Regions from separate parts of the Homo sapiens genome. Here region 2 is linked to region 1. A link is a contact called in ENCODE Hi-C or POLR2A ChIA-PET data. All regions are on one chromosome and are shown on one strand. The core of a region is the stretch at or near the end of the contact, and the rest is flanking DNA. Distances in the headings are between cores, read along the strand shown. Region 1 has its middle 25 kb from the start of HPCAL1. Region 2 overlaps HPCAL1 (hippocalcin like 1).

The links. Hi-C counts contacts between places; a loop is a spot of excess contacts on that map. ChIA-PET counts read pairs that join two places held with the same protein, here RNA polymerase II (POLR2A). Pooled maps may share reads with other maps.
Region 2: a loop to region 1 is called in a pooled map, with 4 times the contacts of the local background. The contact joins two enhancer-like sites. A Hi-C loop is called at or near these places in 10 of 168 maps with a recorded cell type or tissue (CD14-positive monocyte, CD4-positive, alpha-beta memory T cell, CD8-positive, alpha-beta T cell and 7 more) and 10 of 50 pooled maps. POLR2A ChIA-PET finds 5 or more read pairs at or near these places in 8 of 52 experiments (CD4-positive, alpha-beta memory T cell, GM12878, HepG2 and 5 more).

What each region holds. Positions count from the first base shown.
Region 1 is chr2:10,274,834-10,281,443 of GRCh38, reverse strand. It overlaps the pseudogene RN7SL66P. Among named protein-coding and RNA genes, the nearest start is that of HPCAL1, 25 kb to the left of the region's middle. Within about 2 kb of position 2,868, at least 14 of the 41 ENCODE cell types and tissues checked have a DNase peak (open chromatin) inside an H3K27ac peak, as active enhancers do.
Region 2 is chr2:10,322,569-10,329,178 of GRCh38, reverse strand. The region is part of intron 1 of HPCAL1 (hippocalcin like 1); the gene reads right to left. Among named protein-coding and RNA genes, the nearest start is that of HPCAL1, 23 kb to the right of the region's middle. Within about 2 kb of position 2,284, at least 8 of the 41 ENCODE cell types and tissues checked have a DNase peak (open chromatin) inside an H3K27ac peak, as active enhancers do.

The sequences.
Region 1 (6,610 bases), core at 1,619-4,118:
AATTAGCCAGGCATGGTGGTGCATGCCTGTAATCCCAGCTACTTAGGAGGCTGAGGCAGGAGAATCACTTAAAACCGGGAGGTGGAGGTTGCAGTGAGCCGAGATCACACCACTGCAAAACAAAACAAAACAAAACAAAAAAACAACACTCTGGGCCAGCTGTAGTGGCTCACACCTGTAATCCCAGCACTTTGGGAGACCAACATAGGAGGATCCCTTGAAACCAGGAGTATTTGCCCAGCCTGAGCAATATAGCAAGATCCTATCTCCACAAAAATATTTTTTAAAAACATTAGCCAGGTGAGTGGTGTGCATCTGTAGTCTCAGCTCTTTCTAGAAAGAAAGAGAAAGAAAGAAAGAAAAGAAAAGAAAAGAAAAGAAAAGAAAAGAAAAGAAAAGAAAATGAAACGACTGGGTGTGGTGGCTCACGCCTGTAATCCCAGCACTTTGGGAGGCCACAGCAGGCAGATCACTTGAGGTCAGGAGTTTGAGACCAGCCGGGCCAACATAGTGAAACTTCTATTCCACTAAAAATACAAAAAAAAAAAATTAGCTGGGCTTGGTAGCGCATGCCTGTAGTCCTAGCTACTCAGGAGGCTGAGGCAGGAGAATCCTTGAACCTGGGAGGCAGAGGTTGCAGTGAGCCGCGATCATGCCACTGCAGTCCAGCCTGGGCAACAGAGTGAGACTTCATCTCAAATTTTTTTTTTTTTTTTGAGACAAAGTACTACTCTGTCATCCAGGCTGGAGTGCAATAGCATGATCTCAGCTCACTGCAACCTCTGCCTCCTGGGTTCAAGCAATTCTCCTGCCTCAGCCTCCCAAGTAGCTGGGATTACAGGTGCCTGCCACTACGCCTGGCTAATTTTTGTATTTTTGGTAGAGACGGGGTTTCACCATGTTGGCCAGGCTGGTCTCGAACTCCTGACCTCAGATGATACACCTGCTTCAGCCTTCCAAAGTGCTGGGATTACAGGCATGAGCCATTGCACCCGGCCAATCTCAAAATTTTAAAAAGAAAAGAAAAGAAAAAAGAAAAAGGAAAGAAAGAGCCACACCTTTCTGAATGAGGTGGGGAACCCCTGGTGGGCTAGAGGCCACCACTGTTCTTTAGGGGGCATAAGCTGAATCAGAACAAGTGCGGGAGGGCACAGATGAGCGAGGCCAGTCTTGTGTGAGTTCAGGTAGGAGGCAAGGCTGTCCTGAATTAGGGCCCAGCTGTGGGAGTGGGAAGGGCAGGCCAGTCATCACTGGACTAGCATAGCAGAGCTTACCGAGGCATGGTGCTCCGTACTGAGGAAGAGAGGAGAGGAAGGCATGCAGAGCTTTCCGAGGCAGGAGTCAGGAAAATGCGAGGCTTCCGAGTGGTCCAAGAGGTCAGTAGCCTGCCCCGTGTGCGAAGAGGCCAGGAGGAGTTAAAATAGCAGCTAACACCTGTAAGTACTTTATGTAGGTTACCTCATTTAATCCCTAGAGAGACGTCCTTTACTATCGCCATCTTATAGAGGGAAACTGAGGCACAAAGCGGTTTGTTAACTTGGCTGAGGCCCCACATATATTAAGTGGCAGGCACAAGAATAGACCCAGGGGGTCGGAATCAGGGGTCTTTGCTCTGAGCCACGGCACTCTGCAGGTAAAGGCGTCCTCAAACGCCAGGCTAGGGTTTGGGAGTTTAACTTACAAAGGGTGGAGCTGGGGGTTCTGAGCTGAGGGAAGCAGATGCCCGTGGAAGTCCTGGGTAGGCTGGGCCAGTGAGGGGAGGGATGGGCGCAGGAGACCACCTGGGGTCCCATACAGGGCTTGGGAGTCACACACCCAACTCACGACTGCTTTCCCATGGCAGCCTCTTCACAGCCCTGAGCCGAGCAGAGCTGCGAGGACGTTGTTTTATGTCTTGCTCACGCCCAATTCCTGCCCCAATCCTAAACAACTCAGGTGCCATGTGGATGACCCATTTGGTGCCCTGGCTTCTTGGGTCTTCCACCTCCTCTTCTCCACCACATCATCTCCCTCCATCTCAGCCATCAGCTCCACTCACAGTCAGGGACAGCCTGGACATTGCCTCGGAATGCACCATCTCCCAAATCCGAATTCCAGTCACCCACCTCCTGAGCTGGCCCCTCTTCCAAGCTGCCCGCCCAGTGGCTCCTCCGAGGCTGTTCCTTGGCCTTACTGGGAGTCCACTCCCCAACTTCCCAGCCTGCTGGAAGCCCACATCTACCTGGTCAACTGCGCTCTTGAGTTCTATCTTGAACTAACCTGCAACCCCCACATGCTTCTCCATTTGATTCCCCATCTTGTTTAAGGAGGGCTTTGTATCTTCTCCACTCTCTGAAATTCTCTGACCTGTTCTGCACACTTCACACTCTTGGTAGAGCTCCCGGCTGTCTTCATGATGTAGAAGCCATCAGACAGAGAGCCTTTGACCTCTGTGGCCACATCTACAGACTCGAGCCCCTCCTCCCTCATCCCTCCCGCAGGAGAGGAGCCATGGAAGCCGTTTCTGTCCTTCTCCCAAAGCCTGGTCTCCTCGCCTGGGCTTTGGACAGCTGCCTCTCCCCCTACCCCTGCCTTCTCAGGAACCTGAAACCAAAAACCATCTTCCTTTCTCTGTGACTTTGGCATTTCTCATTAATATTTAAGCGGAATGTGGCAGAAGCTGCCAGTCACCCACCAATTCCCTTCTCCTCTTCCTCCTCGGCCACAGAAGCCCAAGCAGCGGGGTGGGGCCATGTGTCTGGGATCTGGCCAGTGAGACACAGGCGGAAGTGGCCAGGACAGTGAGCAGAAAGGAAGAGGCAGCGTGGGTGTCTGATGACAGAGGCGCTGCCATTCCCACCACAAACTGCTGGCCTCTAAACTTCTCTCCTAACGAAATAGTGTCACAGCCAACCCCAATCATAACCGACCACGTGCTCCACCACCCACATCTGAAAACACAGAACAGTCAGCTCTTCCCAGGATTCCACGCTCCTTTTCATTGATGGGCCTATCCTTTCCTTTTTAGGACAGTTTGTCATGGGAAAAGCCTCAGGGTTTGTTTGCTCCTGGTGCACTCTGGTGTGGCCTCCATCATATGATCAGAGCTGCTTCCCCCAAAGCCCCCGATGGCCTCGTGTCCCTGAGTCCAGCGGGCACTCCTCCGCCCTCCTCTGACCCCAGTCCATCGAGCACTCCTCCTCCCTCCCCCAACCCCAGTCCAGGGGGCACTCCTCCTCCCTCCTCCGGCCCCAGTCCAGCGGGCACTCCTCCTCCCTCCTCCGACCCCAGTCCAGGGGGCACTCCTCCTCCCTCCTCTGACCCCAGTCCAGGGGGCACTCCTCCACCCTCCTCTGGCCCCAGTCCAGGGGGCACTCCTCCACCCTCCTCTTACTTGAGTCCAGTGGGCACTCCTCCGCCCTGCTCTGACTCGGCTGCTTGCCCTGGCCTGAAGCTCTCCTCCTGCGGCTTCTACGGTACTGGACAGAGCCTTGTCCTCCCCATGTCTCAGGGTTTCTTGCTCAGCCCCCTCTGCCGGCTTCCCCTCCACCTGTTCCTCAGATGCAGAGTTCCTCAGGGCTGAGACCAGAGTCCGCTCTTCCCACCCCATACCCTCGCCCGATGCTGCCGCTGCCCGGAATGCAGCAACACTGCCGGGCAGGCCTGCCACAGGACGAAGTTCCTCCCTCGCTCCAGAGATTAGGGTTCAGCAGGGGAGCATTCCTTCCCACGCAGGTCTGCCAGGTGCCATCCACTGGCCATGGCTCACTTCAGTGACCTCTAGCAGGCGAGCCACCTCCTCCCTCTGCCTCTGCCTGGACCCCACTTCTGCCTGCCAGCGTAGCATCTCCACCTACTTGTCCTCAGGTGTCCCAGGCTGAACGTGTCCCAAATTCATCAATTCTCTTCCTTCCCGGGCCCATTGCTCCCGGCGTTCCCCGTCTTGGGAACTGGCGTCACTGGCCCCCTGAGGCCTTGAACCTGCAGCTGGGAGTCACCTGTGGCCTGCTTCTCCCCCGTCCTCCATCTGGTCCACCACCAAGTCCCCACGGCCCAGCCTCCTAAACATCCCTCGAAGGAACATGCTCTCCTCATCTGTGCCTCCACAGCCACTGCAGCGGCCTTCCCTCGGCCTGCGTGGAGCTTCTCTGTGGGTCCCCTGTGTGTCAAATTCAGCCCTTAGATCACGAGTGGATCCCAGTACTTCCCTGCTCCAAGCCTCCAAAGCCCCCCAAGGCTCCGAGGAATGGAATGCCCTGCCTCATCCCGGCTCCCTGCCTCATCCCCGCTCCCTGCCTCATCCCCTCCCACCACTCTCTAAGAAAGCAGAGCCCACGTCACCCCTCCAGTCCTGCAGGGCCCCCACTCAGGTTCGGGTGTCCACACACATCACCTGCTCTGCCCGAAATGCTCTGGCCCCACTCTCCTCCTGCCCAGCTTCAGCCCCTTCTCAGGACCTGACTTTAACGACTCTCTGTCAGGCAGGTGGCCCGAGACTCACTCCTAGGCGCCAATAGCACCCCTGGTATTGTGGTCAACTGACCAGGTGTGAGCTGATCTGACCACCCACCGCCCCCTCGGCTGGCGTGAGCTTCCGGAGTAGGGACAGTGCCCTGCATACAGCAGGTGTTAAGTGCTTGCTGAATGCCTGAAAGCCCCTCTGTCCTGACAGGAGGGCTTGGGGCCAGGCATGAAAGCAGAAGGGGAGGCACAGGGTGGCGGGGGCCTGAGCGACTCTGTCCCTGTTTGGAAGGGAAGAAAGCAGGGGCAGGCAGAGGGAAGGCGAACCCGGGCCTGGCCCAGGGGTGGGTGGAGGGCAGCACCAGTCTTGGCAGAGGGCACTGGAGCGGCGAGGGTCAGGGACGTAAGAAGTGTTCATCCCTCAGGTGACAGGATGCAGGAAAGAGGTCTGGGCGAGGGGTGAAGGGGTGGCAGCCATGGGGAGGTGAGGGAGCTGTGGGAGGAGAAGAGCCACTGGGGCGGACGGGAGGGAAGAAGAAAAGCCGAGACGGAGCCTGGGACTGTGATGCTGACACCGTCACCTGCCCGCCAGCTTGGGGCTGCAGAGCTGCCGGGTCAGCCCTCTTCAGTTCATGAAAACGGAAAGGAAGAAGCATGCAGTTCTTTTCAAACAGACACTGAGCCAAAGTTGGCGGGGGCAGCAGCAGGGTACTTCTTGGCAGGGAGCACTTACTTCTGGTCCAGGCTACCAAGGGTACAGGTTTGCCCTGTTAAGCCACTTTGGGATCCGAAGCTAGAAGAGGTCAAAGTGTCCGAGGCATTCAAACCAGAGTGACTCCATCTTGAATAGCGGCTGGGTAAAATAAGGCTGAGACCTACTGCCAGTGGGCTGCATTCCAAGGAGGTCAGGAGGTCAGGCATTCTTTTTTATTTTTTTTATTTTTTTATTTTTTTTGAGATGGAGGTCTGCTCTGTTGCCAGGCTGGAGTGCAGTGGCGTGATCTCGGCTCACTGCAACCTCCACCTCCCGGTTAAAGCGATTCTCCTGCCTCAGGCTCCCGAGTAGCTGGGACTACAGGCAAGTGCCACCACACCCAGCTAATTTTTGTATTTTTAGTGAAACAGGGTTTCACCATGTTGGCCAGGATGGTCTCGATCTCTTGACCTCATGATCCGCCCGCCTCAGCCTCCCAAAGTGCTGGGATTACAGGCATCATGCCCGGTGGAGGTCAAGCACTCTTATTCACAGGATGAGATAGGAAGCCGGCACAAGATACAGGTCATAAAGACCTTGCTGATAAAATAGCACGTGGTAAAGAAACCGGCCAAAACCCACCAAAACCAAGATGGCGAGGAAAGTGACCTCTGGTCGTCGTCCTCACTGCTCATTATACAATAATGATAATGCATTAGCATGCTAAGAGACACTCCCATCAGCACCATGACAGTTTACAAATGCCATGGCAACGTCAGGAAGTTATCCTATATGGTTTCAAGTGGTGAGGAACCTTCAGTTCTGGGAATTGCCTATCCCTTTCTTGGAACATTCATGAATAATCCACCCCTTGGTTAGCATATCATCAGGAAATGGCCATAAAAGTGGACCCCTCGGGGCCGCTCTGCCTGTGGAGTAGCCAATTCTGTTATTCCTTTGGTCTCTTAATAAACTTGCTTTCACTTTATGCTGTCTTTTGAGAGATCCAAGAACCCTCTATTGGGGTCTGGATCTGGACCCCTTTCCGGTAACAAAAGGGTTCATCATGGGCCCCTTCTGTGCAAAGCTGCCTAATTAATTGGACATTTAAAGTGTCATTCGAATGTCTGAAACTTTGATTGACACACAACCTTCAGGTCACTGCATGAAGGGATGTCCACAGGTATTCAGAGAAACCCTCAGAAATGTTCTTCCCAAACTTTTAGGACTGGCGTTGGTTTTGTTTAGCAAAAATTTGGTTACAATGAGAAATTTTTTTTTTCAAGACAGAGTCTCGCTGTCTCCCAGGCTGGAGTGCAGTGGCACGATCTCGGCTGGGTTCACTGCAAGCTCCGCCTCCCGGGTTCACACCATTCTGCCTCAGCCTCCCGAGTAGCTGGGACTACAGGCACCCACCACCAAGCCTAGCTAATTTTTAGTAGAGACGGGGTTTCACCGTGTTAGCCAGGATGGTCT
Region 2 (6,610 bases), core at 1,035-3,534, 48 kb before region 1:
AAGCTTGGAGCAATGAGTCTCTAAATTCTAGGTGCATAAGAACCCCTAGAGACCAACAGTGGCGGCTCACATCTGTAATCCTAGCACTTTGGGAGGCCGAGGCAGGAGGACACTTGAACCCAGGAGTTGGAGACTAGCCTGGGCAACACGGCAAGATCCCATCTCAAAAAAATTAAGTAATTAAAATTAAAAATTTAATTTAATTTAGGAAGAACCCCTCGGACAGCTTACAGGCATTTAAAGGCTCACCACTAGTGATCTTGATGAAGGAAGGGAGTGGGGGTGGGGTGTCAGCAGGAACCTGTATTCTAATTAGCTTCCCCAGCAACCCCCCACATGTCGAACAAAAGGGGCAGAGAAAGTTCAGATGGGGAAGTATTAGTCAGGGTTCTTCAGAGAAACAGAGCCAATAAATATATAGAAATAAACAGACAGAAATGTATTATGAGGAATTGGTTCATGTTATTATGGAGGCTGAAGAGTCGCAAGACCTACTGTCTGCAAGCTGGAGACTCAGGAGAGCCGGTGGAGTCACTCCAGCTCAAGCCCAGAGGCCTGAGAACCGGGAGCTCCATGTCCAAGAGCAGCAGAAGGTGGGTGTCCCAGCTCAAGCAGAGAGAGCACATTCACTCTTTCTCTACATTTTTGTTCTAGCTGGGTTCTCAATGATTGGATGATATCCACCCACACTGGTGAGGGCAGATCCTTACTCAGTGTGCCAGTCTCTTCCAGAAACTCCCTCCCAGACACAACTTGAAATTATGCTTTACCAGCTACCTGGGCATCCCTTGGCTCAGTCAGGCTGACGCATGATATTAACCATCACATAGGTCAGCAAACATTACTGAACACCTGCTCTGTGCTGGCACCACTCCAGGTTGGGGTTCAGATGCATCTGAGCGCCAATGTAAATCCTGCCACCCAGGAGCTGTTAACCCTCAGACAAGTCACTTAACCTCTCTGGGCCTCAGTGTCCTCCTCTGTAAAATGAGATCCTGGCCATCACCTTCCTATTGCAGAGAGTTCCTGGGGATACAAAGGAGACCACACACAGAACCAAGTGCCACAGGCATGTGCCACTGTCCCCCTTGGCTGTCTTTCCGCATCACATAGGGCCAGGCCATTCCCACAGCTGAGCTACATGAACAGCTACACCATGAACAGCTTGTGGACAGAAATGACCTCAACTTAAGTCTTTTACACTTACTAAATCTAATGCGCCTTTATACATGAAGCTTCTGATATATCAGTCAGGAAATGAAAGTTATGGATCCGGGGCTAACCATAAATCACCCACTTATGAATGTATATGCAGTAAGTCATTAATGTTACCACTGTCTGCAGAAAGTGCTACACAGAGAATTCAGTCCCCTACAGTTTGGCTCTAAATAACTCCACTCTCTGCTGGAATAAGCCAAGGCTCTTGGCCAAAATTAAGTCCTGGCTGAAGGTAAGAGTACTTATACCCACAGATGACTATGGAAAATTGGTTCCCAACCTAGTCTTAAAATAAATACCAAATCAGAAAAAAAAAGCCATTGATCCCCATGTTAACAAAATAAAGGAACTAACACAAATGCAGTTAGTTGAATATATACTACGCTCTATAAAGTATGATATAATATACTTTAGGATATAATAGCTCATATAATCCTGACAATAGCCTTACCAGGTCAGTATGATTTGCATGTCAGGAAACTGAGGCTCCAAGAAGTTAACTGACTTGCCTGGGGCTCACAGGGCCAGGAAGCAAAGAACCAGAGTCTAATCCCCCACCTGACGCTAGCCACTCGGCAGGGGGCTCAAAAGAAGTCACTGGTATGATCCTTCCTGCAGGCCATCCATAACAGCTACCTAGAGAGTTACTTTACACATTCTGGATGACAGAACTACTACCTACAAAATGCATGTTTTGAAATTCTGTTTAACACGATCTGGAGCAATGCAAACAAGGCAAAGTTCTCCCACTCTTAGCTGTGGCTGCAAATCCCAGGAGTTGGGGGAAGGTGAAGCTGGATTCCCAGTAGCATCAGAGACCTCCCCACAGGCTCACTTCCTTAGGAGATGCTGCAGTGAAGAGGCACTTGTACTCCCCGCTAAAATGTAGGACCCACAGAAGAAAGTCAGGGTCACTTCAACATGCTCTGGCCACCTGGGAGAAGGAGTTCACTCTGGTTGGGTGACGAAGGGCTTCCGAGGAGCCGACACCCAGAGCTGAGCCAAAGGGACAACCGAGACAAAGAGCCGGGGCATGTGGGGCACAGCAGGGGCCCAGCTCAGCCAAATCTAGGGAGAGTGGAGGACAAGCGGCTGCCATGGCCAGCTGCCAAACGGGAGCCTCGGCATCTGTCAGCGAGCACCAGCCAACTTTCAAATGCACAGGGAGGGAGAAGGGGGCACTCTCAGATTCTGCCCAAAGGGACCAGTCACACCCACACCCTGTGCTCATGAACGCTGCTGAGGAGGAGCTTGAGGACCAGGGGCGCTGGACAGAAATCCCTCCTCATGCAAGGGGCTCAGCAGGTCTCCAGCCAGCTGAACACCTCCTCTCCTTTGATTCCCACCTTAACCCAGTCTGCTGGCTGGTGCAGGGCAGCCTCACCTACCTTCACAGCTGAGAACAAGGGGCTCATGGCACGGAAGCGGAAGGCAGGCAGGCCAGCACGCACCCCAGGCGGCCAATTCCCCCCACAAGTCTCCAGCCAACACTGCCTGCCCCCACCTCACCTCCAAGGAGCAGCCAGCCAAGGTTCTGAAGCAGGCCCAGCCACAGGGCTCCTGCCATCTGCTTTAGAACCTGTGATGCCAGCCTCCTTCAAACACACTGAAGCCACCTCCCGCCTTCTGTCACCTCACTGGGGCTGACTGGGCAATATCTGCCTGTAGCCCCTTGGCCAGGGACCCCTTGAGGCAGGGAGATCTCCCATCTGCCCTTATTTTGAGAAGAAACCCTAAGAGAACATGGCTAAGTTAACGAACGTTTACCACCCACCCCTCTTCCTTCTGGGTTGATTCTGTCTGGGATGCCTTTGTTCACCAAGCACCTAACAGGCATGAGTACCCTGAGATGGTGTCGAACCCAGAGAGGATGACGGACAGGCCTGACGAACACCATCCTTGAATCTCATGGCCCTCTGCAGCCTCGTGGGCCTCACTTCCAAGCAAACACTCCATGACTGTTCAGTGGCTTAAATGTTAACCCAACAGCCTATTTCCTGCATAGAGTTTTTAAATCCCCAACTGCTTCCTCATTTCCCAACAACTTTCCCCCAACACAGTGGAAAAAGGCCAGCGGCTCCCATGCAGCAAGGAAATGGCCATGGTGCCCAACAGAGGTGCTAATTGGCCGCAGCTGGGCCTGGGACCAGCAGGACCGAGGTGCAAAGACACCTGCAGCAGGTGCTCCCGGGCTTCTCCCAGCCAGGAAGGCAGATGTTTAAGATGAAGCACCTGCAGCTGTGGCTTGTGACGTCTTAAAGCCATGACTGCATTAGCAGTTCCCTCTGCAGGGATGCCCTGAAATAAATATCAAGGCAGCTCTGGCCCGGTGTGGGGAAGCAGGGAAACCGCCCTCCAGGGCCTGCTTAGCAGGATGCTGGCGAGGAAGGTTGCTGGAAACCTGCTCTGAGCAGGCCTCTGCAGAAGCAGGCAGTGGGGACAAGCAGAGAGGCACAGGGAGAACAGTGCCACCCTGGCCTGGCACTGGGGACCCCCACCAACGCTGGCACTGCCGCCTTGGAGCCCTGAGACTAGGGACAAATCACCCTCTGAGTCCCGGTGTTCTCGTCTGTAAAATAATGATAGCCTCAGAGGCTGGGGCTGAAAAATAAGTAAACTTAAATGGGGATGTGGGAGAGCACACCTGTGAACTGAAAACCCTGCAAAAATGTAATTACGATGTCGGGAGGATCGCCTGAGCCCAGGGGGCCAAGGCTGCAGTGAGCTATGACGGCACCAGTGTGCTCCGACGGCACCAGTGTGCTCCAGCCTGGGCCACAGAGCGAGACCCTCTCTCTAAAATCAAAAACCAACTAAAACAGCAACCCGGCTGGGCACAGTGGCTCACGCCTGTAATCCCAACAGTTTGGGAGGCCAAGGTGGGTGGATCACTTGAGGTCAGGAGTTCAACACCAGCCTGGCCAACATGGAGAAACCCTGTCTCTACTAAAAATACAAAAAAAAAAAAAAAATTGCTGGGCGTGGTGGTGCAGGCCTGCAATCCCAGCTACTCGGGAGGCTGAGGCAGGAGAATCACTTGAACCTGGGAGGTGGAGATTGCAGTGAGCCAAGATCATGCCACTGCACTCCAGCCTGGGTGACAGAGCGAGACTCTGTCTCAAAAAAAAAAAAAAAAAAAAAAAACACAAAAACCAGCAAACCCAATATTGCAAACAAAATGTAAAAACCAATAACAACCCCACCCCCAACACAAAGCAAAGCAAACACCCCCTCCCCCAGCAGGTATTCACTAGCCACTAGCCAAGAGGACCCAAGAACTCCCAGTTTCACCAAAGGTCTGCTAGAACCGGTAAGGCAGGACCAGGGGTGGTTTCCTATCATTTGCATTTCCCCAAAACATAGGCTGAAAACCAGCCGGCAAATCAGGAATCCCCAAAATTTTTTAGCAGAGCAGCAACTTTTGAGAAGTGCTGAATGGCCACAATATACTCACAGCTGTGCAATGGCTATCCCCAAAGCGAGGAAACTGAGGCAAAAGGGGAAGGGACTGTCTCCCATGGTCACAAAACTGGTAGTTCTGGCTGAACCCCAGTTTTTGCTCACCAGGTCTCCTGGCCCCAGACCTGACTCCAGAGAACTCCGTCCCCTTCCCTGAGAAATGACATCACTGTTAGCCTGACCTAAGGAAGAATTCCCAAATAACAGACCACTTACACAATAGAGCTGTTGTCATGGTAACCACAGCCTTAACAACTTTGGCATTTCCACAACCTCTGATTGATCCGGTTCTCAAAACTGACATGACAATGAAACAGTATTTGCATTTAATTTATTTTAATTGGCTTTTACATAAGGAAATGTCTGGGTTTCACCCTTAATAACAACAGGATGAGTGAGTTCTTAATAGTGGGACCCTGGAAAACAGCAAGATGAAAGCCAATCATTTTAAATTTTCATTAACTGGAAAAATTCTTAACTGACTTTCTTGAAGTACATTTTACTTAATTCTCCTTCCTTTTCTGAAATGACAAGAGCTTTTGCATGGTGAAGTACATCCTTTAGACTACGTTCTTGTGCCACATTTAGTAATGGGAAGACTAGAAAAATCAGATGTTCCAGATGTTTCCATGAAGTAGCCAGTGGAAGTGTATATGGAAGTTCCGACAAGACGCAGATTTTTGTTGTTGTTGTTATTGTTTTTTAAATGTCTCCCCAGTGCCTGGAAGAATCCCTGGCATACAGTAGGCACTCCATAAATATTTGTGGAATGAATGGATGTGGGCTAATTCTCATTACCTGAGGTCATGCGTATAAAGCAGTAGGACAGTGCTGGTCATTTGAGCTTTTATTATTTTCATTAGAGTGAGGCGCAACTGGTGCTTACCTAAGGTAGTACACCACTGGGCTGTGAGAGATGGGGCCAGCTCCAGGGTAAAGGGTACAGGTTGGGGAGCCTCATCTGGGGCTGACACCTGTAACTGCCTCAGTCACCCATTGTCTTCAGCAATCCCACCTAACGTGCGCCCACTGCCAGGGCCAGGTGCAGGCCTGGGGCCAGATCCAGCATGAAACAAAGCTGAATGGGAATGTGTTTGGCCTCTGCTGGCCAGGGCACTCTGTCTACTGGAAAGGAAGGCTTTTTTACGCCATTCCCCCTGAAAGGTGCTCTAACACTGAAGTTAGGGTACAAGAGGCACAGGGGACAACTGAGAAAGGGGAGCAGCCAGCTTGAGAGGCTGGACGGGAACCTGCAACCAACGGTTGAGAGCGTGGAGCACCGTGACCCCATGCATACACGCTGGGACTCCGTGGGGAACGCGTCTGGGGAACCGGGGGAGCCAGGTCAGAGAGTTGTGCTGGAAACATGCCATGAAGCGGCCAGTGGTGGTGGCTGCAGCACAGTCATGGTGGACCTCAGGGTCAGCCTGGGATAGCTGAATCCTGATGCCCACCTGAGAGACCAGCTTAACACGATGGAGGGACAGGAAAGCAGAAGGGGGCAGCGTGTGTCCCAGGCTTGCCTGCTGTCTGTCTGTCAAGAGCCCCCAGGGATCTATCTGGGGGACTTGGGGACAATGTTGGACATTCCATCAATGAGGAATGCATTTGGCTGCAAACAACATAAAACGTGACAAGCGGTGGCTTAGATAAGAGTGGCTTAGATAAGAAAGGGTCTTCTTTGTGTCACAGAGCAAAGTTCAGGTGCAGGAGATCCAAGGTTCAGGCGGTAGCTCAAGAATGCCATCAAGGTCCCAGTCTTCTTCTGCTCTACTGTCTTTAGCACATGGATTTCAACCTCATGGCCACAGAACAGCTGCCCCATCTCCAGGAATCACATCTGCTTTCCAGGCAGGAAGAAGATGCATGGGTCAAAAATCATCTGTCTTGGGACTTTGACTCTTTATTCAGAAAGGGAAACCCCTCGCAGCAG